7 separate regions of the Mus musculus genome follow, and regions 2, 3, 4, 5, 6 and 7 are each linked to region 1. The links are chromatin contacts, found by Hi-C in ENCODE. All regions are on one chromosome and are shown on one strand. The core of a region is the stretch at or near the end of the contact, and the rest is flanking DNA. Distances in the headings are between cores, read along the strand shown. Region 1 overlaps Spata7 (spermatogenesis associated 7). Region 2 overlaps Klhl29 (kelch-like 29). Region 3 overlaps Klhl29 (kelch-like 29). Region 4 holds the start of Klhl29 (kelch-like 29). Region 5 has its middle 180 kb from the start of Gm51970. Region 6 holds the start of 1700101O22Rik (RIKEN cDNA 1700101O22 gene). Region 7 has its middle 41 kb from the start of 1700101O22Rik.

Evidence for each region. Hi-C counts contacts between places; a loop is a spot of excess contacts on that map.
Region 2: a loop to region 1 is called in a map of T-helper 1 cell, with 10 times the contacts of the local background. The contact joins two enhancer-like sites. A Hi-C loop is called at or near these places in 2 of 37 maps with a recorded cell type or tissue (T-helper 1 cell and T-helper 17 cell).
Region 3: a loop to region 1 is called in a map of T-helper 17 cell, with 22 times the contacts of the local background. The contact joins two enhancer-like sites. A Hi-C loop is called at or near these places in 3 of 37 maps with a recorded cell type or tissue (T-helper 1 cell, T-helper 17 cell and regulatory T cell).
Region 4: a map of T-helper 17 cell shows a loop between it and region 1 (25-fold over the local background). The contact joins the promoter of Klhl29 here to the enhancer-like site in region 1. A Hi-C loop is called at or near these places in 2 of 37 maps with a recorded cell type or tissue (T-helper 17 cell and T-helper 2 cell).
Region 5: a loop to region 1 is called in a map of regulatory T cell, with 32 times the contacts of the local background. The contact joins two enhancer-like sites. A Hi-C loop is called at or near these places in 3 of 37 maps with a recorded cell type or tissue (T-helper 17 cell, T-helper 2 cell and regulatory T cell).
Region 6: a map of T-helper 17 cell shows a loop between it and region 1 (34-fold over the local background). The contact joins the promoter of 1700101O22Rik here to the enhancer-like site in region 1. A Hi-C loop is called at or near these places in 3 of 37 maps with a recorded cell type or tissue (T-helper 17 cell, T-helper 2 cell and regulatory T cell).
Region 7: a loop to region 1 is called in a map of T-helper 2 cell, with 36 times the contacts of the local background. The contact joins two enhancer-like sites. A Hi-C loop is called at or near these places in 2 of 37 maps with a recorded cell type or tissue (T-helper 17 cell and T-helper 2 cell).

The regions. Positions count from the first base shown.
Region 1 is chr12:98,666,994-98,670,477 of GRCm38, forward strand. Spata7 (spermatogenesis associated 7) reads left to right here. Exons shown (of 11, transcript NM_001289572.1): 10 at 1,839-1,896; 11 at 2,109-2,826. The coding sequence ends at 2,678. Among named protein-coding and RNA genes, the nearest start is that of Spata7, 41 kb to the left of the region's middle. Within about 2 kb of position 1,649, at least 1 of the 3 ENCODE cell types and tissues checked has a DNase peak (open chromatin) inside an H3K27ac peak, as active enhancers do.
Region 2 is chr12:5,118,004-5,121,487 of GRCm38, forward strand. The region is part of intron 5 of Klhl29 (kelch-like 29); the gene reads right to left. Among named protein-coding and RNA genes, the nearest start is that of Gm51980, 160 kb to the right of the region's middle. Within about 2 kb of position 1,901, at least 2 of the 3 ENCODE cell types and tissues checked have a DNase peak (open chromatin) inside an H3K27ac peak, as active enhancers do.
Region 3 is chr12:5,338,559-5,342,042 of GRCm38, forward strand. All of the region lies in intron 1 of Klhl29 (kelch-like 29), which reads right to left. Among named protein-coding and RNA genes, the nearest start is that of Klhl29, 35 kb to the right of the region's middle. Within about 2 kb of position 1,898, at least 1 of the 3 ENCODE cell types and tissues checked has a DNase peak (open chromatin) inside an H3K27ac peak, as active enhancers do.
Region 4 is chr12:5,374,091-5,377,574 of GRCm38, forward strand. Klhl29 (kelch-like 29) reads right to left here and starts at 1,592. Exons shown (of 14, transcript NM_001164493.1): 1 at 1,012-1,592. It overlaps 2810032G03Rik (RIKEN cDNA 2810032G03 gene), which reads left to right and starts at 1,630. Exons shown (of 2, transcript NR_015579.2): 1 at 1,630-2,438.
Region 5 is chr12:6,637,948-6,641,431 of GRCm38, forward strand. No RefSeq gene overlaps it. Among named protein-coding and RNA genes, the nearest start is that of Gm51970, 180 kb to the left of the region's middle. Within about 2 kb of position 1,913, at least 1 of the 3 ENCODE cell types and tissues checked has a DNase peak (open chromatin) inside an H3K27ac peak, as active enhancers do.
Region 6 is chr12:7,378,414-7,381,897 of GRCm38, forward strand. It overlaps 1700101O22Rik (RIKEN cDNA 1700101O22 gene), which reads right to left and starts at 1,917. Exons shown (of 3, transcript NR_045045.1): 1 at 1,852-1,917.
Region 7 is chr12:7,419,960-7,423,443 of GRCm38, forward strand. No RefSeq gene overlaps it. Among named protein-coding and RNA genes, the nearest start is that of 1700101O22Rik, 41 kb to the left of the region's middle. Within about 2 kb of position 1,569, at least 1 of the 3 ENCODE cell types and tissues checked has a DNase peak (open chromatin) inside an H3K27ac peak, as active enhancers do.

The DNA of each region.
Region 1 (3,484 bases), core at 399-2,898:
TTCCCCAGTGCCCATATCTTCGAGGCTTTTCCTCACTTTCTCCTCTATAAATTTTGGTGTCTCTGGTTTTATGTGGAGGTCTTTGATCCACTTAGACTTGAGCTTTGTACAAGGATATAAGAATGGATCAATTCACATTCTTCTACATAATAACTGCCAGTTGTGCCAGCACCATTTATTGAAAATGCTGTCTTTTTCCACTGGATGGTTTTAGCTCCCTTGTCAAAGATCAAGTGACCACAGGTGTGTGGATTCATTTCTGGGTCTTCAGTTCTATTCCATTGATCTACCTGTCTGTCGCTGTACCAGTACCATGCAGTTTTTAATCACAGTTGCTCTATAGCACAGCTTGAGGTCAGGCATGGTGATTCCACCAGAGGTTCTTTTATTGTTGAGACAAAACTAGTAACTTTTAAGAACTGCATAAGGAGTTTTTAAGTTTCAAGGTGAAACAGTTTAGAGAGCCACTTCCCAGCAGCACCAATAGGTGGAACCCTACTGGACTACACATTTTACAGGGTTAAAATGGTAACTTTTATGTTTTTTAATACAACCCCAAAATTTGCATATCATTTACATGTTTCCTTAAATGTTTATATTTCCTCTTTAAGATTTAGCACTGGTTCATAAGACCAAACATAAAACCAGACTGAGAAAGAAACTAAATGGTGCAAGATGGAGTTCTTCACACTGAAAGGTGTTCAACCTTTCAGTTGATCTCATCTAGTTGATGAGAAAATGCGTGTGTTTGTGTGTTTGTGTGTGTGTGTGTGTGTGTGTGTGTGTATTTATACCAAAATAATGTGTGTATGTGTGTGTGTATTTATACCAAAATAATATGTATTATTTAATCCCAGCTTGAGGAAATATATAAGCATATAACAATGTCCGGGTGTGCAATTCCAGAATGTTAGCAGTAGCTGTAGAGTAGGATACAAGTTTCTGGATCTCTAAACATGATAGGACAACCCAGGCCTCCTGGGTTACTGCATGTGTTAACGAGTATGAATGATGGTGGCCAAGGAAATTAGTTGTTTCCAGGAGACTTGTGAATAGTAAGAGTGGTACTGGGCCTGCTGTAGAAAGAATGTATTCCCTGAAGCTGGTCACTTCTCTGAAGGGATCGTGACCTTTGCTTCTCAGGTAAATTTTCTGAAGGGGCTGTAACCTCAGGGGAGAGGAAACTCATCCTAGAGATGTAATCTCTCACCTTTACCATGGCTCTCACTGGTCTTCATACCCTGGCTTTAGCAGGAAGAGAGGGCCAGGCATGGTAGCACACGCCTTTAATCCCAGCAAGGAGGCAGATCTCTGAATGCCAGGGCTGCATAAGAGACCGTGGCTGGGGTGAGTGGAGGCAGACTATTGTATATGTTTAGCATAAAGCCCTGGCATCCACTTGGAGGCTGTTTTGTAGGCTTGGCGTCCATGGAGAGTATTCTTTAGGAGCAAGGTTAACAGCTCTGTGAGAGCATTTTCTGTAGGGTTGGTGAAGGGCGCAGGGAGCTTTTAGTGTCTGTGTGTCTAATGGGGAGAGAGATTTGCAGGCAGTTCTATCCTTCACCTAAAACAGTCACAGAAACATAAGTAGTACGTAATCCTTCTGATAGACTGGCGTCTGTTATCTAACGTAAAAACAAATGCGTAACAGAAGCCAGGCTGCCTGCCAGGTTAGAGCACGTGACAGAGCAGGAAGGATTTGTTTCTAGCTTCACAGGGAAAACCATTCATCTGAAAACTACTTTGCAGCCTTTGTCGGTTTTTATGTTATGTAACTATTTTACATTTAGTAGGTTATCTGAGTTTAAGATACTAATATTTTTCTTTATCATTTGTAGGTTTCTAGAGCGACTGTTTGAGCGACATATAAAGAAAAATAAACATCATTTGGAGGAGGTTGGTCTTTCTTTGGAATTTAATGTTTTTCTATTCTCTAAAAGAATATGTTTTATTTAAAATAGGCACTTTCTGCCTTGTGCTTTTTATGAGGGGAAAGGGGCAGGACTGGGAGAGTGTGATCATGAGACTAGCAGCGCTGCAGATAGAGTTCAGTTTTAATAGTGTAGCGAATGTAACGACCCTCAGAATTGCTTTCCCCCCAATTCTAGGGAAAGATGCGCTACCTGCTGCATGGGCTGAAGGTTGACTTAGGCTGCATATCTGAGGAAGACCCAGCAAAGCAAAAACATTTCAGAATGTTGAATCAACTTCATTTTCAAAAGGCTCTGATTTCAAGAGAAAATGAGTTTGTAAGTGATGAAGAAACAGTGAGTCACCACGAGCGCCAGCAGTACCAGGAGGCCCTGGACATGCTGTCGGCTGTGCCGAAGGACGAAAACAAGATGTTCTCTTTACCGGGCGAATTTTTAATACCCGCCCATAAAGTCAAGCATTCAGAGGGTGTTATAATTCAACAGGTCAATGACGAAACAGATAATGAAGCCTCACCCTGGAATGAAAACAATCCAAGTGTTTCTGATAGTGTAATAGACCAGGAAACCTCTGTGGATGTCATTGAAGGTGACAGTGACTTTGAAAGGGCTGAGACTTCCAGGGAACTCTGTTGTCTGAGCACATCACTGTCCCCATCTGGTCCATTCCCCAGCATCAATGGTGGCAGTAATCATGGTAAGGAATTATCGACTCTACGAATCATGGGAATGAGCATTGAAGACTGACCTCTGGATCTACATTAATAAACACTCCATGTGGCCAGTAACTCAATATTACTTTTCTTCTTTTTTTTTGTCCCCTTTTACATATTAAGATTTCTGTAATTTCAATGCTATGTAATAAATTACCACAATTTTAGTGTCTTGAAACACCACATATTTATTATTGCTCTCATATTGCTATGGTTCAAGAATTGAAACACAGAGTGATGGGGTCAAAAGCTACAGTCCAGGTGGTATTCAGGGCTGTGATGGCATCAGGAGGCTCGACTGGGGGAGAAACTGCTTCCATGCTACAGTTGCCAGCAGAATTCCTTTTCTTGCACCATAGATCTGCGAGTTTCATCTGGTCTTGGCTGGCTGGCGGACAGATGGCTACTTGCCATCTCCTGCCATGTGCATGCTCCCTAAGCAGGTCACAGCTTGGCAAAGGAGAACCACAGAGACTGCTAGCAAGGCAGGTAACTCTTGGTGAGAAGCAGGACAGTCACGGGTCTCTTGCAGTCTTAGGGGTGAGGGGATGATACACAAGAGCGCAGATGCAAGGCTGGGGACCCCTGTGTTACCTGAGGCTTCATCCACCACTTCTAAAGTCATTTTTCAGAACATGTTTGGTCTAACACAGTGACCTCATGGGAACTGACAATGGTTTATAATCTGGGACGGTGTTTACATCTTATAACGTACAGGGGCTTGAGGGTTAGGAGACTCTTGTCTCAAACAAAAACCACAAACCACACAAAACAAAACCAGTGTTTCAAGAGACTAGCCTCTCTTTTGTCTTTTCAACTATTTACAGTAATGTGATTGGC
Region 2 (3,484 bases), core at 651-3,150, about 94 Mb before region 1:
CAAACTCAGCCTTGCTGACCTCACAGGTCATTCATTCTCAGTTCATGTCCGCCATGTTAGGCTGCAGCAGGGCACCAGGCTGTGATCTCGACAGCTCAGCCTTGCTGACCTCACAGGTCATTCATTCTCAGTTCATGTCCGCCATGTTAGGCTGCAGCAGGGCACCAGGCTGTGATCTCGACAGCTCAGCCTTGCTGACCTCACAGGTCATTCATTCTCAGTTCATGTTGGCTCAACAGTTTCCATGAAGAAAGCAGCCTTTACACACAGGAAATGACTTTCCAGAGGACCAGCTGGGTCCAGCTCTACCACCAGTCAGTTGCCCAGCCTCTGGGAAGGCCCATGCCTTTGTGGAAGTATCCATTGGAACTCGATTAACTCTATTAAGTGGCATTATGGATCCTCCTCTTTATTTTCTCTGGCTGGCTTAAATCCAGTTTTAAAGGGCAATTCTATTCTTGAATTATTTTAGTTTGATCCTTCACCTCTTCAGCTTTTCTGGGCTGTTGAGATTGGCTGCCTCCAGTTTCACAGCTGTTAAGTGATAAGGGACGTGGAGATAAGGTCCCTCCTCTGGAGGGGAGGGGAGGGGGGGAGGGAGGGAAGGGAGGGAAGGGAATGGGCCTGAGGTATGACTTGACCTTACCTACCTCTTGACCAAAGACAGACCACCTCCGAGGAATGCTGAGTGCCATGTGTCAACTTCTTAGCCATCCAGACCATCTTTGAGCAATGAGGCTACCTTACTTAGAATCTCAGGACCCCTGGGAAGGTAATTTGGGGGACTACTGTCAAGAGTTCAGACCAGTCCAAACCTTAGAAACCTTAAGAACAAAGAGCTGAATTTATATCTAGGGCCCACAACTTAAAATTCAAAGGTCTATGCCCCATAGAGAACAGGGCTTGACACAGCCTAGCCCTGGAGGCTGGCCTCCTGATTTAAAACCTGGGAGCATAGACAGCTGGAAGCAGTCTGGAGAATCTTTTCAGCCCCACGGTGCTATGGAGTTCCCTTCCTGCTTCCAGTTCTCTGACTGGCACCTGACAGTGTGCCGGGTATTAATTATGGTCAGAGCTTTTCAACGTGCAATAAAAAGCCTTTTAAAGCGTTCCGATGGGAGGTGATTAACTCTATTAAGTGGCATTATGGATCTTCCTATCTGTTGCTTTCATAAACATAGTTGTAGGCGGAATGTTTTATTATGGGCATAAAAATGTCCCGCATTACAATGCATAAGCACATATTGATGTTGTATTTCTTTACTGCGCTACCGCCCCAATCCCCAACCATTCTGAAAAGAAACTACATGTCTTAATAATTTATGCTCCAAGTTTTAACCAGGATTATCAATGGCAGCTTTTGAGCTTTCTCTTTTGGCAACACAATAGATCATAGTAAAAATGCACCGACAAGCGATGTGTCCGTTTGATTTTTTTCCACCTGAATCAGCAGCCCAAATTCCAGACACAGCAGTTTAGGGCAAGGCGCACGCTGAAGAATTTAAGTCTAAGCATTTAATCTGTTCTTTCCATAAATTTCTGCTGCTTGTGCTTTATAATGATTCTACCAGAGGAAGTTTATTTATATCGCAGATTCCCAGCATCAGCACATTGAGAACACAACGCAATCGCTCAGTCAATAGCTTACAGCCATGTATAATATCACTCCGGAAATCAAAAGCCCATTTGAAGAAGAGAAGACTCAGATTAAAGTCACTTTAAGACATCAATAACTTGGACTGGCTGAGGAGAAGATATAAATATCTGGCGTGCGCATATGCAAATAGGAACTCGAAGACGTGGGAACCTCCGGGTGGGACTTGCAGCACGTGAAGGCGGCGCCAGGGGCGGGGTGGGCGGTGCCTCACTGTCACCCAGGAAGGGCTAGGACACGCCTGTGCTGCAGAGTGCGCCTGCGCAATTCCTAGCTGCTGGTTTGGGCTGGGGCCCCAGGCTGCTAGAGGGCAGGGCTCTGGTGTGAAGAGCCCAATGAAGGAAAGAGGCCATCTAGAATGACACTTGCGTCATGCAACCTGGGTGTTCATCTGTATCCTGGCTTTAGAAGAGCCTGGCATAGGAGGCATGTTTTCTTCCTGTATCTCCTTTCGAGACTAGCCATTATCTTATCTCCTTCATATCTCAGGGTTAACCCTAAGGTCTGTAGGAAAAAGGAAGCTTCCAGAGAAAAGAACTTGTCTAAGCTCTCACAGCTAGTGAGCCACAGAACCAGGATCAAGCTGTACTTACAAAAAATTGAGCATTTAAACGACTGCCTTTTGCGGTTTCCTGGACACTCTCCTTAGAGGCATAGCAGGAGCAACAGCCCAGGAAAGTTTAGGGTTCATTTGAGTATACGAAGCTTGGAGTCTGTAGAGCACAGCAAAGGAAGGGGCTGTCACAGGGTGGCGGTGGGTTGGGGGGAGGTGGCTGGATCTAGGTAGTTTAGAGGCTTGGGGTAGGGCTGGCTGTTAGGACCCGCGGAATGGGGGTGGAGTCAGAGGAGAAGAGGATCTCTGGGAAGAGGCAAGGTAAGTCCTAAGGAGTCTGGAGCCAGCCAGGTCTGGTTAGGCTACCCTTGAGTTGCAGAGGGGGTGTTGGGTCTTCTGGAGGAAGGGAAGACACAGGGAGAGGCTTGTGGAATCCCAGGGACAATTGGTGAACCTATTGCCCGTGACCAGAAACAACCAAGGCCTTAGTGGCTTGCTTATCTTCTTCTCTACAGCCTCTAGGATTGCACCTTAGGAGAAGAAAGAACATTAGAACTTGGCTGTGTTCATGGTGTGGCTCAGCACTGGGCAGAGACCCGTGCAAAGGAGAATGCAAAAAGTACCTGGCCAAGCGGGAAAGGGAGGGCAGAGCGTTAGAATGAAGTTAGCGAAACGCACAGAAACGGAGGATCGCAACGATTTGAGGGTGACTTTTGCTCAGCTGCTTTAGCCTAGTGGCCCCCTCTGCTTCTGTGGGTAGCCCCGATCCCATCCCTCTGGGCATGCACAACTGCATTCAACAAGTGTTTACTGAGGACGGCTATGTGCCAACGCTGGGAATACAGCAAGGAACAAACAACTCTCACTGCAGGGTATCTGGTGACCCACAAAATGTGTCCCTTTTTTTTTCTAGGGCTGGGTAGCTCAGCTAGTTTAGGGGGGTGGGATAGTGATGCGGAGGGGGAGCGGGTGGTGTTTTCACTTAGGCATTGGCTGCATTTAGACCCTGAGATCTGGGCAGATGGCCTACAAGAACCTTGGGGCTCAGTGGCATACGGTTGCTCCTCCCTTCTCCCAGCAGCCAATGCTCCCCACTGAATTAAAGCTAGCAGGGCACTTGAACCCCCTGCTGGGTAAGATCTAGCTCTTCCTGGGAAATGGAATACACTGTCCCTTCCTCCAGTGTTCTAAGTCACAACCCAGCAGGTGCTTGGCAAAGCCGGCTAGGTCAGTAAGGAATGCAGTGGAGATCATGCACTATGTGCAGAGGCAGCCTG
Region 3 (3,484 bases), core at 648-3,147, about 93 Mb before region 1:
TTCCTCCCCCCACTCCTGCCTCTTTCCTCATCTGGTATACTAAAGACATTTCAATGACCTACATAAGGACTTGGATCAGGTGATCCTAACGTATGGAGCTGGTAAAAATAACCTTGAGGTGAATTTGCAGAATTCTCACTCCTCAACTCCTCATTAGCTTGGGGGTGGCTCAACATAAACTCTTTATGTTTCCCGTCTTTGTCACTTTTTATTGCCGAACTGGTCTACGTTGGTTACAAACAAAACCATATCCAACAAATAATAAAGACAACTTAACAGCTTACAGCAACCAAAATGAACCAAAGTGAGAAACTAATTGGTGGCTGGGTCTGATTGCCATAAGCTGTGCACTTATGAGTGCATGCACTCGAGCTCACACACACACACACACACACACACACACACACACACACACACACACACTGATATACACATAGCTGGGCACAGAGGCCACCCAACTTCAATTTTAAGTGCAATTATGTCTATCCATTTAGCGGATTTTAATAATACTTTGGATCTGATGCACTTCCCACCTTTCTAAACAGCAAGCTCTGAGCATCTGTTCTTTAAGTGTTGGATCTATCCTTCCTTAGCTGGAGAAGAAATGGGTGGTACTGTCATTTATAACAGGAAGAGCAAGGAGAGTGATGTTGTCCTTCAGGGAGCAGATGGTAAGTCAATCAGGCCAGTGTTAGGAGAGAGGTAAGGAGATCTGGGTAGAGGAATGGAGTATGTGGGGGCGGGGCAGGGGTAGAGCCATTTGCTACATCATTGTAGATGAGAAGCAGGGTCTAGGAGTGGTTTGAGCTATGATCTGGTCTAGCATCATAGCTAGGATGCTCCAGGAAAGAGGGCAGGCTTTGAGCACTTCAGACAGCTAACTCCCACACACCCATGCTATTAAAGGGCATGCCGGAAGCTATGTCCTTGGTATCCCCAACCAATCTGAGGCCAAGCTTCTGTGGCTAACCTAGTCACTGTCAACATAGCCTGAATGGTAGCAGGGATCAAATATGGAAGAAACCAGAAGCTGTGTCTTTCCAAACAAGACACCAGACTAAGTGGGGTTAGGGTTAAGGTTAGGATTAGGGCTGGGATCTTTAGATGCCCCGAGACTATGGGAGGGACCACTATTGTACAGCAGCTTAGGAAGTTCTCAGAGAGGATGGGAAATGAAACATCTGAGCAGCTATAGGTTGGGACAGAAGCTGGCCTGTCCTGGAGGGCTTGTGGCTAGGCTGAGCTGTGGCCGCTAGCAGTCACCTCTTATGTCCCTAATGGAGGTCCACTCACCCTAGCCCAGCATAGTAGCCCCTGGCATTTCAGAGAGAACAGGAAGAGTGTGCAAGTGGGAGAGAACCTCAAAACAGCTTCTCTAGGGAGCACAGTCAGACGCACAAGCCAGCTGAGGCCAGTGGCTCCACAAGAGACTGCGATTGCAGCTCTGTTTGCCTGCGCCTTCTCCCTTACTAAGGCCCTCTAGGAAGTCCCCGCTTGGGCAGTGCTACAATAGAATTAGAGTCATCAGACAAGCCCTCCCTCTCGTCACCCCAGAACACATCATCACTCCTTGGGATTCAGTGTGGGTCCCCTCTGCACACAGACCTGGATTCCCACTGTCTCTGAAGGCAGAGCCTAACCCAGTCGAGGTTCAGCCTGACCCAGTTCTTCCCGGGTCCTCCCACCCTTAGGCACAGCCAAGCACAAGCCAAGCATCCTAAGTTGAGACATCCTGCTCTCGACACATGCCCACGTCCAGATCCATCTACAGGCCTTCAGGCCCCAGCATGCTTTGCTTACCCACGCAGCTGTGGCCTAGGGCCTATCTGAGTCTCCAGTCTCAGAGGCTGGTCTGCAAGGCCCTGAAAGGCAAGTCAGTAGAGACCATTCATAAGCTGCCTTTGCTGAATGACTGGAGTTTTTCATTTTTCTAAGAAGCTGGAACATAAATGGCTGGTTGGCATTTTACAGACAGAGGCGTGGGTGAGTGACTGGATCCCTCACAGGCCTGGCACAGTACAAACAGAAAATTAGAGGCTCCTGATGGGGCAAGGCATCATTAGAGGAAGGTAGGAACCAGGCCTTCCCTGCCTGTCTGCCTGCCTGCTTATACATTTACACAGGCACACTCATATATACACACAGACACTCATGAAACACACAGACATACTCACATACATGAACAGATATAGATATACTCATTCACATAGCAAGAAACACACATACTGATACACACACACACACACACATTCCTACACAGATACTCATACATATGAATATACATGTATACAGGTACAGAGATATACTTGTTCACATACAGAGGCACACATGACACATGCATATATTTATAAATACACAGAGAGACACAGTAATGGTCATACAGACACACAAATATACTCAGAGACACAGTCATACATAAACACCCATGCAACTTGGTTTATATACTGTGCTGGTTGGTCTTATGTCAACTTGCTATGAGCTAGAATTATCTAAAAGGAGGGAGCATCAATTGAGAAAATGTCTCCATAAGGTCCAGCATTAGGGAATTTTCTGTTTGATGAGGGAGGGCCCAGCTCATTGTGAGTGGTACCATTCCTGGGCTTGGTGATCCTGAGTTCTATAAGAAAACAAGCAGAGCAAGTCATCAGAGCAAGCCAGTAAGCAGCACCCCTCCATGGCCTCTTCATCAGCTCCTGCCTCCAGGTTCCTGCTCTGCTTGAATTCCTGTCCTGACTTCCTTCAGTGATGGACTACAATGGGGAAGTGTAAGCCAAATAAACCCTTTCCTCCCCAAGTTGGTCTTTGTCATAGTGTTTCCTCACAGCAATAGAAACTTTAATTACGGCATGTGCACATACACACGCAGGCATGCAGGCATGCATAGACAGTACCATCTAATAACATTTTATTTCCAACACTTGGGACAAGCAGAACACACTTTGGATCAGAAATATCTTCTTTCTTCTAGGAGTTAGGGAGCAGGAAGAGGATGAGAGAATCAGGATTGCCTAGAACTTGACCCCCACTTACCTTCTAGCAGTGGGTAAACTACAGACACCTAAGATCAAGGTAGATCCAGGTATCCAGGAGATATAAGATGGCCTAGAGCATCCTTGATTTCACTAAACAGATCCTAGGACTGAATGGTCCAAAGGACTTGACACAAGATGGAAAGACCACGGCACAGAGTCTTGAGGAGGACATCTAGCCTGCACCTGGCCCACCGTCTATGGCTTCGGTCAAAGGTAACAGCCAAACTGGACAGGTCATTGTGGGCCCAGAATCCATTCCTGCTCTGGTCCATTAAGCAGGTAAGGCTAAAGTAACGGGATGATCAAAGAATGCATGCTATTTACACATGCGACTCATCATGCCTGCCATAACTAGAGGCCACACTGAGGAAGAGGGGACAGCAGTGCATTGCTGCCATGAGGGGTAGACCAGGAGGGACCATGGCTGGGCCACACTGAGAAGAGGCCCCTAC
Region 4 (3,484 bases), core at 342-2,841, about 93 Mb before region 1:
GGGAGCAGCCTCGGAACGAAACTGGGCTGCGGGTTCCGAGATCTGGGCTGGAGCGAGCACGCCTCTCTCCCCTAGGGCCTGGGGCCGACACTGCCCAGCGAGGGCACCAGCGCGCGACCACAGATAACCCTCCTGCCTCCAGGCCACGAAGACCCGGACGTGAGCCCGCGGTCAGCCCGCATGGCCCGTGGCAGTCTGGGCGCGCGGCCACACTCCCACCTACGTGTCTCCGGTCTACTATCCCACACATAAACAACCCCTCTCCACTCGCCACCACCTCCCCGCCCTTCGCATCCCTGAAGCTGTCCTCCCACCTCCAACCCCCGCTGGAAACCACAAGGTGTCAAGGGAATGTAGGGGAGGTCACAACACGGTCTGTGTGGGTTCCATTCAGATGATATTCAAGCTCTTCCACCTCGAAAGTTACTTGGGATCCAGTGAAGAAACCCGGTCCCCAAATGCTGGGTCTAAGAACGCGAGTGGCAGAACCCGTCATCTAGCTTCCCTTGGCACACAGGCGCGCATCTCCCCAACCCGCAGGGCACACGGCCGCCCTGGGGACCAGCTTTCCAGTGCTTTCTGGGTCCCCCGGCACTGCTGGGGCCCTGGGCCGCGCAGGGGGAGGTGGCCAGGAGAGGGGCGCACACGGCTTGGCCCGGCCCAGCGCTACCCGACTCTGGTGTCGTATTTGCTTCTAGCACCTTCGACCACTGCGATAGTTCCCCTAGGCATTCCCTGCATAACACACCCGGGGGCAGGAAGTTTTTTTCCCCCTTTTTTCCATCCCCGGAGCAGCGCAGGCGCAAGGGCTTCTGCAGGCTTGCGAGCTCAGACGCGGGAGGCTCCAGCTCCAGCCGCCGCCACTGCCAGAGCCGAGCCCAGCGTTCCAGGCTCTGGGCCACACTCCCAAGTCCTGCCTGGCCCAGAAGCTACCAGGACCCTGGGAACCCTTACTCCCTCCCCTCTGCCCCGTTAGGCATCCCAAGAGCCCCAACCTGATCCGGCTCTTACCTGCGGCCGCGCCGCTCCAGCCCCGGCCCGACGCGCAGAGAGCCCAGGGTCGCGGATGGGTGCAGGAGGGTTGATGGATAGGGGACGGCGCCGGCGGGTAGCGGTAGCTGGGGCCGCTCGAGTCCTGGCCCGGAGAAACGGATCCAGGTCCACCTCCTCTCGTTCCTGCTCTCCGCCTTCTCCCCTTTTCCCTCCTCCTCCTCCTCCGCCGCCGCCTCCCGGCAGCCCAGGGAGGATGCCCGGGAGAGGGAAGTCAGTCTTTCTGCCTGTCAGCCTGCGCGGCTATGCGCGGTGCGGCGCGGCTCTCATCGAGGCGGCGGCAGCGGCGGCGGCTCCGGCAGCATCGCCCCCGCCCTCTCCCCGCAGCCGCGGCGGCCGCGGGGCTGGGGCTGGCTCCGGGCGCCGGGCTCCGGGCTCGGGCTCCGGGAGGGGGCTGAGCTTAGGCTCGCCAATGACCTGGGCTGCGGACGTGCGCTGGGTAGCCGGAGCCGGGGTTAGAGCTGCTGCTAGATCGGCGGTGGCAGGGACAGCGGCGACGGCGGCGGCGGCGCGGGGATTGGCGCGGCCGCGGCGCGGGGACCATGCTCCCTTCTGGCTCGCTCCTCTCCGGGTACCGTCTGCTTTAGCTGCGAGGGAGGCGGGCTTCGGCGCGCAGCCAGGGACGGGCGGAGCCAATCACAGACGCCCGAGTAGGCGGGGGCGGAGGGTGGGGGAGGCGGGGCGCCCCCGGCCCGGCTCAGCGCTTGGCTCCCGGGGCCCCAGGGATCCCCTGCAGCCGCGCGCCGGGCCCCAGGCTCAATGCCAGCGGGTGTGTCCGTGGTTGGTCCGCCACCCCCGCCCCCTGCAAAGATACCCGGCTCGCCCGGCTCCGTGGCCGCGCCGGTAGACTCACGACGCATGGCCGGGCTGCTGGGCCATGGCCTCCGGGTTCCGAGAGAGCCCGGGCTTCAAGGAAACGGACTGAAGGGAGCTTCCCTGCTGCTCTCAACACCTGAGGAAACTGGTGGAAAAGTTTGAGAAAGAAAAGTCCAATCGTCTTTCAGCTTCCGCCCTCCCTATGACACTCCAGCCTGGAGAAGGAGTAGGGAACGTCCATATCTCTGAAAGACCACCGCGAGCCATGCCAGTCCTGTCTTCTTGCATCTGCCCTGACTTCTGAGCATATGCGAACTTTCCTGTTTTCACAGACCTCCCTGGGTTGCTCAGATCACACAGGCCTGCTTTGACACTCCAGCTGCAGCCAACCCTCCCAAGATCCACACTGACCGAGTCTTCCTCTCTTCATGCTGTCTACGCAGACCCTAACTGGAACACTAAGAGGAAACTTTGGCTGGAGACCTGTGGCTACCGGTGTGGGTGTGAGCTTTTTCATCTCTCCAGCACACTTCTTTTCTGTGCCTGTCTTCCTTGGGTTGCTAACTCTGCAGGTCAGTTTTCTTATTCCCAGACCCACAGAACCCCTCACCTGTTTTGAGATTCAGAGGGAAAGCCTGTGGCTCAGTTCCCCTCCATCTTTCAGGCAAGTCTGAAGGTTAAAGTCTGAAGTTTATAGTCGGTGGGTTCCTTCTTCATTTCTCTTCACCCATACCTCCCCCACCCCATCCACACAAATACTGAGGCCTATTTCAAACTGGGGGCGGGGGTGGGTGGGTAATAGGGGAGGGACATAGCTGTTTTTTAAGGCTGATCTGGGCTGGCTGTCCTGGGAAGGCTTTACTAGGCTCCACTCATGTCTTTGCCAGGGAGGAGGGAGAACTTTTTTCTCTCAGGGGCCTCCTGTGATTGTCAGACCCACAGCTCTGCTGTTTTGGCTGTAAACTCAGTGCAGGGGTTGTGTATCCTTTAATATCTTGTAGGAAGCACAGTACAGTGTCATGGCTGATAAATAATAAATAATAATAATCTGCTGAGGGTAGCAGGAGAACTGTCAGTGAAGAGGGAAGAAGACAGCGGGGAGATGGGCCGTTGGTGTTAGAGTAACTGCATTTGGGGGGGGGGGAGAATCAGATGAAGTTTTAGTGTTCAAAAGCTTGAAAGGTGGGTTAGGGACGCACAGTGTTTGCATCCCAAAGGAATCTACCCCCAAGACAGGACAGCCAGGGCAGTGACATTAAGGCAGTGACAGAGGCTCCTCAGAGGGAGATAGGGTGGCAGTTTGGGGGAAAACAGCCCCCAGAGGTCCTCAAACTACACCTGAAGGTGAAATATAGGTGTGGTTTGAATACTAAGTTGGCAAGATGGTGAACGAGGTACCAGAAGAGAATAGAGAGCAGGGAAGCGAGGCAGGGATGGATTGGGGTTTAAAATAGACACCTAAGCAATATCTCAGGCAATTCGATGCAAAGAGAAGCAAAACGAAGCTACAGGCACGCCAGCTCCATGGGAAGCCATCCTCTGTGAGGATCTGTGTGTGCTCACCAGCGGTGAACAAGGAGTCCACCAGCTAGCTACATTCTGAACAGCTTCCTGTACG
Region 5 (3,484 bases), core at 663-3,162, about 92 Mb before region 1:
CAGTATCTTTCCTTTTTCTACTTCAGGAAGCCTGCTGTTTTGGAAGGGGAAATCCATGCATCTGACTTCAGTTTCTTCCTTTGCTTTTGTTGCGTCTTCTTGCACTTGAGCACAGCCAGCTGCTCCAGAATTTTGAAGACTCCAAAGCCCTTCTGTCTTTTGAACTAAAAATCCTCCCTTCTCCATTTACGCTGTGAGTCACCATCCTCTCCCAATTGAGGACTTGTAAAAAGCTAATGGTAAGAAGGAGCATTTACATAATGTTAGAGCCACTACTGAGTTGTTATTCCACTCAGCCTTTTCATACCCAGGATGTGGATGGGCGAAAACATTTAAAACCAGCAAACACATTAACATCATCATATATGTTAATACCACATTTTAACTACTAAACCAAAGCAAGGTTATTTCTTAAGCCCCCTAGAGGTAATTTTCAAAAAGTAGCCTTTTTTCCTCCTCCTAAGATACTTCAAGCATCTAAGCTACTACTTTTTCACAGAAATAGGTCAAGACAGCCTAATGTGCTTGCACATTTATTTAAATGCAGTTGTGAAATCCAAATGAGATCCTAAGCAAGATCGCTGGCCAGTTCATTACTTGCTACTGTCTTTTGGAATGCATCACTTTTTTTTTTTTTTTTTTTTTTTTTGGTTGTTGTTGTTTTCTGTTTGGTTTATGGGATGGTAGCTTGCAGTTGGCAAAGCAAATGAGAGGAACACCCAAAGTTAAACGTGAGAATAAAATACAAGAAAAACATAGTAATGACTAATAAGATGTAAATGCCAAGAAATTTTCCTGTCTTTTAAATTAGACATCTGTGCCCTATTTTTACATGCTCATCACCATAAGCGCGTTAACATGTTTTCCCCAATCTGTCAGCACAGACATATTCTGGAGGCCTTGAAGCTTTAACACCTTCGCTGCTACAGAAATGCCCTGGCAGCCACTTTTAGGGAACATCTGCTGAATGCAAGAGATGTGTGAGGCAGGCACAGCCATGAGTGCTTTGTCAGAGCCCCTGGCAAGGTGCCTCTTCTCTGATATAAAGAAGGGGTATGTTTCTGGGTCGAGTCTGCAAGAAGATCAGCTTTGGGAAACACCACATCTCCCCAATAGTCCTACTTGTCATATGGATTTGCCAGTTCAGAACTTGGCCTGCCTGCTGTCTGCACAAGAGGAGAACAGATGAAGGGCTGTCTCGAAAATGAGCTGCCTCAAACCCACACATGTTTGCACAGCTTGCAAAGTGACAAGAGCGTGGGCTGGTCCTTTCTACAGAGAAACAGTTGGGATGAGGGGCTTCACATGTGACCACGGGAGATGCTGACATTCAGGGTCCCAGGAAGCTTTCCATGAAATATCAGAAGTGAGAGGCAGCTTTGCTCGTGAAGGGAAGCCACATTCAATATGTCTTGTGCTTCTTACATGGCTATGCATAGCACTTCCTTAGCAAGCTCATCTGCTCTGATCTTAGAGTCCATTCCTCTTTCCACTCTGGAAAGGATTTGTCTTTTAATAGTGAGAGATGGGCTTAGAAGCCAAATCCCTTGGGGGGGGGGCAAAGAAATGATGACCAGACATAGAAATAGAACATCTGATAAATTGTTCTGGAAAGCAGCATATGCAGAGACTGGCCTACAGGCTGTGAGAGAGACATGTTCGAGAGGGGAGGCAGACTCTGCAGGGTGGACTAAGCTAAGGGCACTGAGGTCCAGTATTCCTGGTTGCATTGTGCAGAGTGGAACCCAAATACATGTACTATATAAAATGTGTCTGCACATTATTATACATTTGACATCATCTCTATTAATTGCTTTATCTCCCAAACATTTCTGTACATTGTTTTCACTTACAGATGAAGGATCTGAGGTTGTGAATGAAGCAGCTTAAGAGAGATGCACACTCTGTATTTGAATCTAAATGGAATTTGGACTCAAGCAGACCCAGGTCTCACATCACAGCCATTTGTCCCATAATCCTGAGCATGTGACTTGAGCTCTGTCTACCCAGTTTCTGCACATAGGCTATAAAAGGTAATGAAAAGTATGCATTCATTTTCACATCCCCTTGAAAAATAAAAAGGTTAAAGAACTTAACCGAGTTTATACAACTGTTAAGAGGCCAGCCCAGGAATATATAACACAATTCTCAACCCACAGCATCTGCTGATTGCTCCCCAAGATGAAACAATGACAAAAGAGCTACCTCCACAGGTCTCCCAGGCTCAAGTCCTTTATTTGCTTTTATACTAACATCTTCACAAAACAAGACTGGACCAATAGCCACAAGGAGATTTTTACAACCAAATCCTGGCCAAGGACAACATCAACATAGATCAAGAAAATGGGAGATCCCAATGAGGCCTGGAAATAAAACAGCATAATTTATGGGAATGAAACAGCCATTTCTATAGACATTAGGCTTACAATGTGATCTGTACTTGTCCCAAGATATGACTAACATGACAGTCCAAGATGCCTTCCCCAAAGCACTTGGTCAACCCAACCTACTTTCTTCTCAGTTCTGGAAGCCCTTGCATATGAGTATTCATTCATTTAAAGAAAAACAAGTATTTTTTTAATTAGGTATTTTCTTCATTTACATTTCTAATGCTACCCCCAAAAGTCCCCCATACCCTTACCCTAACTCACCTACACACCCACTCCCATTTCTTGGCCCTGGTGTTCTCCTGTACTGAGGCATATAAAGTTGCAAGACCAATGGGCCTCTCTTTCCAATGATGGCCTACTAGGCCATCTTTTGCAGCTAGAGATACAAGCTCTTGGGGGGGGGGGGGGTACTGGTTAGTTCATATTGTTGTTCCACCTATAGGGTTGCAGATCCCTTTAGCTCCTTGGGTACTTTCTCTCGCTCCTCCATTGGGGGCCCTGTGATCCATACAATAGCTGACTGTGAACATCCACTTCTGTGTTTGCTAGGCCCCAGCATAGCCTCACAAGAGACAGCTCTATCTGGTCCTTTCAGCAAAATCTTGCTAGTGTATGCAATGGTGTTAGCGTTTGGAGGTTGATTATGGGATGGATCCCCGGGTATGGCAATCGCTAGATGGTCCATCCTTTCGTCTCAGCTCCAAACTTTGTCTCTGTAACTACTTCCATGGGTATTTTGTTCCCAATTCTAAGAAGGAGCAAAGTATCTACACTTTGGTCTTCATTCTTTGAGTTTCATGTATTTTGCAAATTGTATCTTTTATCTTGTGTATGCTAAGTTTCTGAGCTAATATCCACTTATCAGTGAGTATATATCATGTGAGTTCTTTTGTGATTGGGTTACCTCACTCAGGATGATGCCCCCCAGGGCCATCCACATGCCTAGGAATTTCATAAATTCATTCTTTTTAATAGCTGAGTAGTACTACATTGTGTAAATGCATCACATTTGCTGTATCCAATTCCTCTATTGAGGGACATCTGGGTTCTTTCCAGCTTTTGGCTATTATAAATAAGGCTGCTATGAACATAAT
Region 6 (3,484 bases), core at 667-3,166, about 91 Mb before region 1:
GGGTCCACAAACTACAGAATGTGCTCCAGACATGATATATAAACCACAAAACATGATAGAAAACCCGATATATCCTGGACCCAGGTTTGGCTCTGTAGTCTCTGTAGTCTGAGTCTCCCTATCCACCTTTTTACTTGTGGAAAGCAGGGAATGGGGCCAAATTTCACATCTCTTGCTATTTGCTGGCAGGTGACCTCCTTGTGGGACAATGGAAGAAACAGTGGGTCATGATCCCTTCAGAGATCAAATAACCTTTTTAGAGGAGTTTCTTAAGACCATCTGGCTTATCAGATATTTATGTTATGATTCATAACAGTAGCAAAATTATACTTATACAGTGGAAATGAAAATAGTTTCATGGTGATGGGGGAATCATACACTGCGAGGAACCATATTAAAGGGTCACAGCGTTAGGAAAGCTGGGACAGACACACACATGCATGGTTGTCCTTTTCTCAAACACCTCCTTTTGAATCCTAAGATCCTTTACTGCTCACAGTTGCCTTTCTCCATTATCTCTGGTTTTGGTTAATTAATCCTAGATAGAGAGGACTGGAAACTTTCTAGACAAGATGGTTCTTTCTTTAGATGCCACACCCACCTCAGTTATGTCCCCTTTCCTCCTAACAAGCTACACTAGTTCCATTTCTGTTGCTCTAATAAAACACACTGACCAGAGTGACTTTGAGTAAGAAGGGTCTTCTTTTACAGTTCTAGGTCACAGGCCACCATTGCAGTGAAGTCACAGGACAAGATTATAAGACAGTTGGTTGTACCACACCCATAGGAATGGTAGAGAGAGATGAATGCACCATGCTGGCTGCCAGCTTGTGCTCACTTAGCTCTACTCACTCAGGTCAGGGCCCAGCCCATGAAATTGTGATGCCCTCACCTCATTCAAAGAGCTTCTCCCTATCCTTATTCACCATCAAGACAACCCCTACTGACATGGCTGTGGGCCAACCTGATCTAAAAATGTCTTCAACTGAGGCTGTCTTCTCAGTTGATTGTAAGTTATGGCAAGCAAATAGTTAAAAATACTAGCCAGCATACAGAGTTACAAGCGACTCAAGGGCATAGACTTGATTTTGTCATTTCTTTCTTAGATCCCTAACTTAGAGGCACTGGCAGCAAATATTCAAGAATATTACTGAGCCAGGAACAATGGCATGTTCTTGTAGCACCAGATGAGAAAGATGAGGCAGGAAGACCACGTAAGCTCAGATGTCTGAGAAGAGCCTGTAGAATAGCCCTTAACTGCAACTTTAAGAAGACATAGTTATTGAATATATAAGCCAATTAATGGCATAATAAATCATTAATTTGTGCTACCAGATTCTACTTCCAAACTTAGACCCATATAGCTTTGTGTAGAGTTCTTATAAGTTCTACTCCTCATTATGGAATAGAATGTTAACTCCCCCATAATGTCTAGTATGTTCTATTAGAGAACCCATACTTCAACATAAAATCTGTCTCTTCAGTATTCCATCAGGACTTATAGCAAGACCAAAAGTTCATAGATCATCTTAGTCACCAGAGTAATTAGATACCTCTTCCTTCAATGAGAAAACCAAGACCCAGGTATGGGTGGAGCAGAACCAAACTTTTTCTGAATTACATCTTCTAGAATACGCATTTCCAATGCTACCTATTGTGACTTGCCAGGCCGTTTCCTCGGTAAATTGAGACTAGTATCTCAAGGTGGACACAAAAAATGACCATCAGATAAAGGGACAAGTGGGGTCACTAGGGAGATCTGTGCTCCAGCAGACATTCTGCTAAAAGACCTTCATTCTCTGTTCTGTTCTTTATATCCATACACATTCACAAGCATTCTTGAACTCATACCACTGCTACGGCCATCTGTCCACTTCTTTCCTGAGTATTGTTGCTCTGCCTATGTCTCTTCCCTCTGACGCCTTGCTGCCCTCTCACTCACTCAGCCCATTAGCTAAAAGACAGCACTATCTGCTAACAATGACTGACATCACTATCAGATGATGATCCACATGGAAACCACATAAAAAGAAACATTAGGCAGAAGACATGTATCCTATTTTAAGTCCAGACTCCGGTTCCCTATGCTTTCTCTATCTTGTTTCCTTTAACCCATCCCTTAGTCTACAATGACTAAGCAAACATTGATTTGTACTATGGGAGAACACTGGAGAAGAACATGGGCTGAATGGTGTAAAGAAAGCTTTAATCCTGCAGGGCAATGGTCATTGCTTGTTTTTCACAGTTAAGCACCATTCCTAAAAAAATTAACATGGTAGGTCTGCCCACCACAGGCAATTCCCAGGGCAGCTAGAGAAAGCCTCAATGTCCCCAGAATTAGGAATCATAAGAGATTTTTCTTCATCCTACCTGGATTCTCAAAGCATTCACCAGAATCCTATGGATGGTACCTAGGAATAGTGTTAAGATATGATTTTTCTCTCCTTTAAGGAGATCTTTGAAATCCTGCAAAATCTTTTCTAATATCCTTCTCAAAAATTGCTATAAATACTTCACCCACAGGACCAATAAAGTACTGAAAAAAGAAGGAATAAAGGAAATTTAAAAAATGAAGTAAGGAAGAGAGGAAGAAAGGGATTCTGACTCTGTGATAGCAGCTCTGCTGAGTGGATATGGGTATCACTAACATGAATGGAACTAACTAGTATCACTAACTAGAATGGAACATGAATTTCACAAGGATGTGATAAAGCACTGGGTCTGGCCCATATGTGAGGAAGCAAAAGAAAAAGTAGAGAAAACCTTCTTTGTGGGTCAGGGTACAGGCTAAAATTAGAACACTGGCCTTAGATCTGGGGTTGATGGTAGCAAATATATCAGCGTGCTTGAATTTTACAGCAGCTATTGAAAGCAAGGAGAGTTATAGCAATGACAGCTAGGGGCTCTCTTAAAATCTGTGTGATATTCCCCATCTTTCCACTATGATGTACTTTCTAGCTGCTCCCTTCATGTCTTGAGCTTACACATGGCTGTTTTAAGAGTGTTTGGTCAAAGATGTCCTCCATGTCTCCCCAGGCTAACAAAAGGGGAAAGAGAAAGGCAGGGGGGCTTCATGGGGCTAAACCTATGATTGTGAGAATATCCACAGATTTAGATGTTATCTTACTTGGGCACTGACGTTTACAGTTCGCCTCTTAGAAATTAGGTTGTTTCTTTCTTATATGTCTCTCAAAAGCCTGCTCATCGGTGACATCACTCACAGAGTCATAATCCCTGCATTATTAATCACTTTGGAGAAATGACCAGGTATCTGGGATGGTCAAGAATCTCTACTATCAAATATATATATATATATAGCTTCATACTTACCAGTTTCCAAAAGCAACTTAAATCCTGCTATTGTAACTTTTGCCTACTTTCTCCAAAATTTATTGATACCCTCAAGTTCTTATAGCATTTACTATATTAATCTATTCAGCATCTCATTGACCACTAGATTTATTCTTGTCTGAACTGCATAATA
Region 7 (3,484 bases), core at 319-2,818, about 91 Mb before region 1:
GCTGCCAGACACCCCACTCTCATGGTCATGGACTGAACTAACCTTCTGAAATGGTCATCCCTAATAAACATTGTTCTTTTATAAATTGCCTTTTTCGTAGTGTTTCATCACAACAACAAAAGCAACAAAAAGGAAACTGAGACACACATTTTAAAAAGTTGAATTGTCTGTAATGGCATTAAAGAAGTATAATGGGAAAAAGACATGACTGTGTGAATGGGGATATCTCTCCTCTGCTTCAGTTTCTGGAGAGAGAGAGAGAGAGAGAGAGAAAGAGAGAGAGAGAGACAGAGGGAGGAAGGGGGAGGGAGGGATGAGGGAGGAAGGGGGAAAGGGAGGGAGGGGGAGAGGGAGGGAGGGGGAGCGAGAGGGAGGGAGGGAGGGAGGGGGAGAGGGAGGGAGGGGGAGAGGGAGGGAGGAAGGGAGGGGGAGAGGGAGGGAGGAAGGGAGGGAGGGAGGGAGGGAGGGAGAGAGAGATGCAGAAATGATTTGAGTGCCCTGTGGGAGAATGAGCTCTCCGTGGTGCTGAATGCAATCCTGCTGAAGGAACATCAACCATAGACATTGAAAATTATATGAAAACTGAAAACTTAGAGATGATTTATTCTAATATTCAAAACTACTCTGGTCTCTCAGTGACTCAAGAGATACAAAACATCTTAGATTTCTGATATAGTGATAAGTTAGCTGCTTAAATCTATTTAGTGTCCTACAATTTGGGTTTTGGCTGGGATGGGAGTAAGGCATTTTATCTGTATTCACTGATAATACATAAAACTATTGTTAAGCTCTCCAGCCCAGTTACACCAATAATACTTTGAAATACATCAAACATCATCAACATCTTAACACACCATCATTAATAGACAGCTTGAATTGCTTGGTCTCTACTCTTTTTTATTACAAAGACTATATTACAAATAATAAAAAATAGTTTCTATTCTATACCATATTTCAGTTGTGAGTCCACTCTTTAATGGCCGAGCCATCTCTCCAGCCCTCCATGCTAGTTACTTTATTAATATCTTTCCTATCTCCTTTCTCTCCCTTCTCAAATTTCACATTTTTTCTATAGTCTACTGAATCACTTCTATCTAATCACCATAAATAAGAAATAACAAGTTAGTTATCTAAGGACTTTCCCCTTAGATGTTTGAGCCTTACATATATTTTTTAAATGAGCAGTATCTAGGCAGCAGTCTTATATTAATATAAGTAAAGTGTGTGTCATATCTGCAAGTTTAGATTTTATGGTGGTCACATTGAAAGACATACAAATCCAGATAAAATTAAATTTTAATACTTTATCTTCTTGAATATCAACATATAATCAGTATGTCAGTAATATTACATTTTTTAACTTGTCCATGATAGATTTTTGAAATATGTAAATTTTCTGAATGGTTCATGTGGAAAATGCCTACTTTATTGGGAAATTCAGTTATGAAGTGTGGAGTAAGAACAGAGCTGAGTCTTTTCTTGATGCAGAACAGCTCATTATTGAGAAACACCACCTCTATAGAACAGAGCAGTTTCTCTGGTTGGCTTTAACTGTCAACTTAACACAGGTTATAGTTTTCTGAGAGGAAAACCTCAATTGAGAAATTGCCTTGATGAGACTGGCCTATGAAAATACCTGTGTGGGATGGTCTCAATTGTTGATTGATGGGAATGGACACACACAAATTTGTGGCTCTATAAGGAAGCTAGCTAAATATGATCTAGAGAGTGACCAGATAACAGGCTTCTTTCATGGTTTCTACTTCAGATTTGCTGCTCTCATTTCCCTTAATCATGAACTGTGTCCTGAAAGTGTAAGCCAAGTAAGCTCTTTCTTCCCCAAGTTGCATTTTGGTCAAAATGTTTTATCTCAGCAAGGAAAAGTAATTAGAACAGTAATGCAAAATTTCCCATGACACAAGTGGTTCTGTCCTACCTTATCCTCCAACAAAAAGTTCATCTTTAACTCAAACTCCTTCAACACTTCACAGTTGGAAAAGTTCTTCACAAACACAGGTTCTGAATATGCAGCCTAAAATAAGCTACTTCAAAAGTCAGGGACTTCATATATACTCCAAAGAAACAAGAATAAATCAGCAGGGTGAGTCACAGAGAACAGGGCTAAATTCTCTGTATCCCATTTCGTTTTTGGATTTAACTAGAAGTTATCATGTTGGTGCCTGAGTTCAATCTTATAATTTAGCAAGCAGAGGCAGGTAGATCTCTGTGAATTTGAAGCTGGCCTGAACTACAGCCAGGACAACCAAAGTATATAGTGAGCTAAAAACAACAACAACAACAACAACAAGTTGTCTAACTTTAAGATGTTCCCTGAATCCTGTTCACTACCTTAGAATAGCAACTCAGCTGATGTCTCTCCCACTCAGACCTGCTGTAAGTGCTTTTCCACCAACGCCACTTTTGATATAACTGACAAAATGTAAAGGAGAACTCAGATGGCCTAGATGCTTTAGAATCTCAGGCAGGAAGAAATATGAGGGACATCTCTCTTCAGTCATTATTCTGTTTGTATAAGTCAACAAACCTTATAAGGAAAGACTTTACAGGTATTTTCTAAGCTGCCAAAGACAGTGATAATTTTTATGCACATGCACCTGCATCTGAATATATTTGTCTAAATATATGCTTGCACTTTTATATGCCCTTCTCTATGGTGCTCAGACATGAGTTGAAGCTGTTCATCTTGTACATATTTCACTGGCATTGTAACCATGACATTTTTCTGATTGATGTAATATAATAAAAAGAAGCACAAATATATTTTGACACACAAGTATATGTGTGTATTTGTATATATGTGTGTGTATACATATGTGTGCATATATATATACATGTGTGTGTATACATTTATATACATGTGTGTATGTATACATATGTGTGTATATATGTGGGCATTACATATGTATGCATGTGTATATATGTTTTATATATATATGTATTTGTATATGTTTAGAATATATATAAATATATAGTGATAATTCAGTTTCTAGCATTATTACAAAAATACCAATATAATGTAAATGGCTTTCTGTATAATTTAAACCAATTGGGTTTGTTCTGCTACATGGCACTATGCCATATAATATAAATTTTTACAAAAATCCAGAGAGTTATCTGATTTCACACATAAGGAAATTGAGTCCAGGGAACTGAAGCAGATTTGAATTTGCATCTACTATGTACATATTATGTTACTTTGGGAGTTTAGCCACTGGGCTGAAGTGTTTCTGCACTGTGTTCAGAGACAGAAGCTGCTCACTATTCTGCTGCTTCCAGTGGCCTAGACTAAGACATTTACATTTACTAACTTCAGTCTCTTCTGTTCAGGGGCTTGTCCCATGTCTCATCAGAAAGGAAGGGAACTAGCATTGCTGGGGCTATTTTCCTTCTTAGAAATCTGGGTAGCTTCATCTCAACTGCTGTGTAGATAAAGTGTATAGAACATATGAACAATAGGAAAAAG